Regions from separate parts of the Homo sapiens genome. Here region 2 is linked to region 1. Evidence: chromatin loops called from intact Hi-C (ENCODE). Cell type or tissue: mesothelial cell of epicardium. All regions are shown on one strand. Links, peaks and the distances in the headings refer to the core of each region. The heading gives the core; the rest is flanking DNA.

Region 1 (2,901 bases), core at 191-2,690:
GGTTTCTAGATCAGCCCCAGCCCTTTCCACTACACCACCAGGCCCTCAATTATTGTGGTTCAAGTTCCTGCAAATCCAGCTTTCTCTGGGTCCCAAAGTGGCCAGATGTCAGGTGCCCCATTGTTGCTGAATCCGACGCTCAGCATCAGGGAGAGGAAGGAGATCTCAAGTGGCACCAGGCTGTGGGTGTCCACCCTAGGACAGAGAAGGGCGTGGGCAGAGCAGGCAGGAGGCCACTGTCCACAATACTCCTCTGAAACCCAGATCTCAGCGGGGAGAAAAAGGAAGGAGCTGTTTAACAATTAAACCTATCTTGTTCAGAAAGAAGTGAAGGGAAATATTGCTGGGGATGGAAAGCATGAAAGGAAGACGCAAAGGAGGAATGAATAGTATTTGCAGCCGATGAAAGGAGTAGGGGCAGAAGTGCGGGTCGTGGGTGGCCAGGGGGAGGAGCCTCCCGCCACCTCCAGTTTCCACCAGCCAATGTCCTCACAACACTCTACTACCCTGGGCGCTGTGTGTCTGCAGATGAATTAGACACAGGCTCTGCTCTGCGGACACCGCCACCCACTCTAGGAGGGGCAGCACTACCCTCGTTTCTTAGACGCCCCCCCTTCTTTCTAAAGTCAAACCTACAAGAGCAAGGGCTGAAAATTTGCTTCTAGCTGAGCCCATGAAATGGCCTCGCCCCAGTTCCTGTCCCATTCCCAGCAGATGGTCAGAGGCTTCCACAGCCACAAGAAGACCCTGCTACCCGGCCCCCAGCAGCTTGGCGGGCCCACAGCTTGACTCCACCCCCTTCCTGGAATACAGGGTGGCATCAGCTGCCCAGCCAGGACTGGGGAGCCTCTTGAAGGGGACCTGCAGGGTTCCTGTCTAGTTTTGAGCCAGCCTCAAAAGTGACAGATGAGCTCATTAACCTCAGGAGCCACCAGCCCGGTCCTGCCTGTTCTCCCCCAGCCCCTGCTCCTCCCAACCTATCTTTCTGGCCCAGGCCCCCGTATCTTCTTTGCAGCCTCAAATAGCTGTGTTTCTGAAATGTAAAGTGCAGTTTCTCTTCTAATTACAAAAATAACAGCTGACAAACACACGCCAGCGGCCCCCTCTTTTCCTCCTAAGCTAACAGCCCCATTAGGGCAGATCCTGTTATCTTCCATGCCCTCTCCATATATTTTATGGAACCTCAAAAGTACTCTGTGTCTTGCTCTCTCTCGCTCTCCCTCCCTCTCTCTCTCTCCCTTTCAAGGCGATAGCTTTGTGAAAGCTGAGGAGGAAAATAAAGCCTTTTACTAAAATGTCACTCTGGGAAAAGGTGGGGAAGTTTTCTAATAGGCCATCGAAGGCTTGCTTTTTTTTTTTTAAAGTGTGATAAATTTGGCCTGTCTTAAAAAGACAGCTCAGTGTTGCTTATCAACTGTGATTTGACCAGATAGCCGTTTCAAAAAACAGACACTGGTCTTTTTATAATAAATGAAAGCAATAAAGCCAAGAGCTGGGCCAGAACTATAATTAAGAATCAGAAGCTAAAAACAGTGGTGTGTCCATGGAGGGCAGAGTCCTGTCTTTGGGTAGGAGGGAGTGGGCAAGACCGGCCGGAAGTCCTGGGATCATGACAAGGGGGTGCTGGGGGCAACACCCCATAGGATGAGGAAGGCGGCTGCTCTTGCTCCAGGTCAGGGAGATGTGCCCTGTGGTACCACTGTCCCCTTCTCTCCTCCTCTCACTTTGGGAGCCTTCCTTCCCTGGACAGATGGGCCTATGGGTGGAGAGGAGGGGCGAGGAGAGGCTCTTCCCCACCCCCAAAGCCAAATCAGATGCCTATTTGAAATTCAGCCAGAAATCCCCCTCCTTGCTCTGTCTGTGCACAATAAACATCACAGACTCGGCTACTCCTAAAGAGCTGTCTGTTTAACACAATCTCCATCTCAAGCGGCTGTTTTGCATTTCCTTTTGGCTTTATTAAAACTGATTTTCTATTTGCACTATAAAAACTGATCTGATTAAATTTCCATTTTTCCCCAAAGAAAAGACTCTCCTCTCTCTCCCTCTTTCTCTCTCTCTCTCCTCTTTCTCTCTCCCCTCTGTTTCTCCTCGCCTTCCTCTCTTTCCTCCCTCCCACTCTCCCTTGCCATTCCTTTTTCTCTTTCCCCAAACAAATAATTCTTGATTATTCTCCCTCCTCATCTTTCTCTTCTTCCCCCACAGGGTCCCTGGCAGTTTCCATGGGGATGGCCATGGATGATGCTCCTAGGGAGGGAACAGAAGGGAGCTCCCACCCAGGGAAGCTGGAGCGGGGTAGCGGGAGGCCAGTGGGGCATCCTCTGTCCCAGATATCCCCATGGGCACCTCACAGTCAGGGAGAGGGTGGGGGTGGATGGCATCTGGTGCTGCCCTCAAGCTCCACGTGCTATGGTTTTAACAAAGTGAAGGCTGTGGGTTCAAACCTCCCATGGGCCACACAATGCCCTCCTTGTGTTCAGGGCCCCACCCTGGCTGAGTTGTGTGTTGACTAAGCGCACAGGGGATGGTCCAGGAGGCAAAAGAAGACTTGCAAACCCACCATCGCCTATGAGTGAGAGGCCACACCGCTTAGCTTTGCATTTTTGCTTTTCTCTCTTTCTGGACAAAAGAGGACCTCCTGTCTTTGTCATCTCTGTGTAATGACAATGACTGCCATCACTCATCAAATACCCACTATGAGGTGTGCACCAGGTCAGGGCAAAACACACACCATCTCTATGATTCTTACTCCCACTCCTGGGGAGACCATCTCAGAGAAGTTAGCGAATTGGTTCATGGGAAGAGGCAAGCCCAGGAGTACCAGCTCCAGAGCCTGGGTTTTAACCACTGCACCACCCTGCCTCGTGGAAAGAGGGGACCCTTGTGCAGGACAAAGTCAGA
Region 2 (2,901 bases), core at 185-2,684, 520 kb before region 1:
CAGAAACAAACATGGAGTGGGCATTGCAGAGCACGTGAGTGGATGAGAGATTTTTATGAGTGAAATTTGCTCACAAGCTTCTTTAATAATGTTATTCATCTTTCTGTCAAAGTCATCACATTAATGTAGCTGGAGAGATTTAGAGGAGATGAATTAAGACTTAAATACACAAAATGACTTGGGGAATATTTAAATACAATACATTTGATTCTGGTGCAGCATCCTTCCTCACGGGTGTTGCTCATGACTCTTTCCAGGCCCACACAGCCTGGGAATCAACAACTCCCCCTCTCCTGCCGCCTCCCTCCAATGCTTCATTCATCCAACGCTTCCTGCACCTACCATGTGTGAACTCATTGTCTCCACAGAGCACATATACAATAGCCTGGGTGCCTGTTCTGGCTTAGACAGGCCACTTTTCCTTTGGGTACCTCAGTTTCTTTATTTGGAAAATGGGTGGGGTTGGCTCTGAATTTCAAAGGATGCAGAGATTCCTTAGAGACAGTTGCAGGGAAACAAAGGGAGCCCAGATGCAGAGTCATGGACCCTCTCCCATCCCTTCATCACAGTTCATTGCTATCTACCTGTACGTACTGGAAGTTGTGTATTATTTTATTTAAAATAAAAACGCTTTGGCTTTAAAAAAGAAACTATTTCTTCCTTTCTTCCTTCCTTGAGTATTTAGTGAGTCCCTTCCCTGGACTAAACATTGTGTTAAGCATTCAGGATAGTCACTAAGCAAGTCTGACAGGGCTCCTGTCCTCCTGGTCGGGCAGTCCAACTCACATTCCCTGGTGGTACAACTTAGAATAAAGAGCGTGCTGTTACAATTAAGCAGAGAAAGCTTCCTGAAAGAGGTGGGCTGCAGAACTCCTGCCTCTCCATTTGCTGTGCATGCTAGACTTCTGGGCAGACAAAGCTCCTTTCTTCCCAGGGGAGTGGGAGACTCAGCTCTGGCTGCAGAGAGGGTGAAGTGAGGACATCAGACTAGAAGCCAAAATTAGAGGCAAGAAGAACAGCCCAGACATTGAGCACCCACTCAATGCATCTCCCCACTGTCTGACTGGGCCCAAGCCAAGAGCCAGAGACCTGGGGACGTTGCAATCCTATTCCCTTCTCCCATCCACCACACTCGCCCCCAGCCCACACCACAACTCTCACCATCCTCACTTTGCTCTCCCACCTCTCCCCTTCCTCTGCTTGGAGTGGCTGGAGAAGGGGAAAGGGACATCTTCTTGGATTGGAGCCCTTCCCACCCTACTGGCCTTCTCTGACCTCTCCTGGAGCTGCTACACAACAGCAGGGGCAAGGCCTCTTCCCCTGCTGTCCTCCAAACCTCCCACAGATCATTGCTTTCAAGGCAGGGCCAGAGGCACCCCTCAACCTGACCCAGATGGGTTGCTCAGACAGGCTCCAGATTATGTCATAGGGGGCACAAAAAAGTAGTAGACTGGCGAGAGCCCAAGAAAGCTCTGATGAGTTGTTTTTGCTCTTCCTTCTAAATCCAGGTTTCTCAACGATGCTTTCTGTGTGAGTTTTAGGTTCAAGAAAAAATAAATATACTCAGGCTGCTGAGATTGTTGCAAGAACACAGGAATGCAGCCTGATGAAAAGACAGGCCTGGGAGCCGCTCAGGGGCCAACCAGCTTTTGAGACAAGGTCAGCAGATCATGCCCCCAGCAGCAGGCCTTGCCCCTGACCTAGAATCCCTCCACAGAAGAGCCTGGCAACTCTCAGCGTTTGCTTCTCTGGCTTCTACCATCACCAAGGAGCTCAGCAGCCAAATCTCTGTACCTCTTACATTCAGACTTCTGAGGGAGAGTACAACAGATGTGGCTAGTCACCATCTGGGACTGGCCACCACTCACTGGGAAGGTTTAAAAGCCTGACCACCACACAGACCACTGGCAGGCTGGAAATTGGCTACCCTGGGGTCTGAGGCCTCCTCCTGGTTCCGTAGCTATCGTGAGAGGATAGGTTAGGCCTGGCGTGGGTTTGGCACAGAGACCCATGCATAAGAAACCCTCAGAAGAGAGCTTGAGGCTTGGGGTATGGCAGAGCTGGGGTTCCCCAGGGGGAGCAGGCCCGAGGGGACAGTATAACAGGCAGCTACCTGTTTACTCCCCAGGATTCCAGGGAAACAAGAGGGTGGAAAGGAAAGGGATTAGGATTCAGAGCCTGAGGCTTTCAGAGTGTGAGACACTCACAAACCAGGTCTATGTGTGATTCTCTGCTTGATCTCAAAGCAGCTTACACAAAGAAAGAATCATAACTCTTCAAGAGTGTGCCTCATTTCTGTTGGCCATGTTAGTCTGCAGTGGTGAGCCAGAATGCAGATGTCAGGGTAACAAAGCTTAGAAGGAGATGTACTCAGAACCTAGCACAAGGGGACAGGGTGGGCCCCCAGTCCAGAAAAACCAAGGAGAGGGGCTAGCACACAGTCAGTAGGACCCATGCATTTCTTTAGGACCTCAGCACCGCTCTAGGGGAACATTCCAGGCTGTGTGCTTCAATTCAGAAAGTTCCCAGGAAGAGCAAGATGTTCCACCCCTTTTTCTCTCATTTGCACTGAGTGGGGAGATCTGGCTGTTCCAAAGTCCATTCCCAAACCCTTCCCTTTGCAGGACCTGAGGCCAGACTCCAGGGAACATGCTGACCCTTCTCAGATAGATGTTACTTGCATCCCATGGCTGTGTGTTGGCTGTGTGTTAGTGATGAACTTGAGCGTGTGCTGGGTCATCCACACTCTCTTGCTGGGACCCCTTTGTCCTAAAGGAGATGGGTTTGTAATTCAGCTGGCTGGGGAGAAAATAATGGATCCCACAAAACCTTCCCAAGAGCTGAAATTGTATGAGAGTCATATACAGGTAAACCGAGAACTACTGCTTTTTCTCCCTAAGT

Evidence for each region. Hi-C counts contacts between places; a loop is a spot of excess contacts. Peaks named below come from ENCODE experiments on the same cell type or tissue, not always from the same donor. Only the 100,000 strongest peaks of a DNase experiment are listed, where the experiment ranks them.
Region 2: it touches region 1 in a loop (33-fold over the local background); 1 of 110 quality-filtered maps calls a loop at or near these places.

The regions. Positions count from the first base shown.
Region 1 is chr11:116,504,247-116,507,147 of GRCh38, forward strand. No RefSeq gene overlaps it. Among named protein-coding and RNA genes, the nearest start is that of LINC02151, 5.0 kb to the left of the region's middle. RefSeq lists enhancers at 746-1,295, 2,386-2,886. In mesothelial cell of epicardium, for the core only: no CTCF peak of the experiment used is centred there; DNase peaks (open chromatin) are centred at 771, 1,248 and 1,615.
Region 2 is chr11:115,980,992-115,983,892 of GRCh38, forward strand. No RefSeq gene overlaps it. Among named protein-coding and RNA genes, the nearest start is that of LINC02703, 63 kb to the left of the region's middle. RefSeq lists an enhancer at 1-3. In mesothelial cell of epicardium, for the core only: no CTCF peak of the experiment used is centred there; no DNase peak of the experiment used is centred there.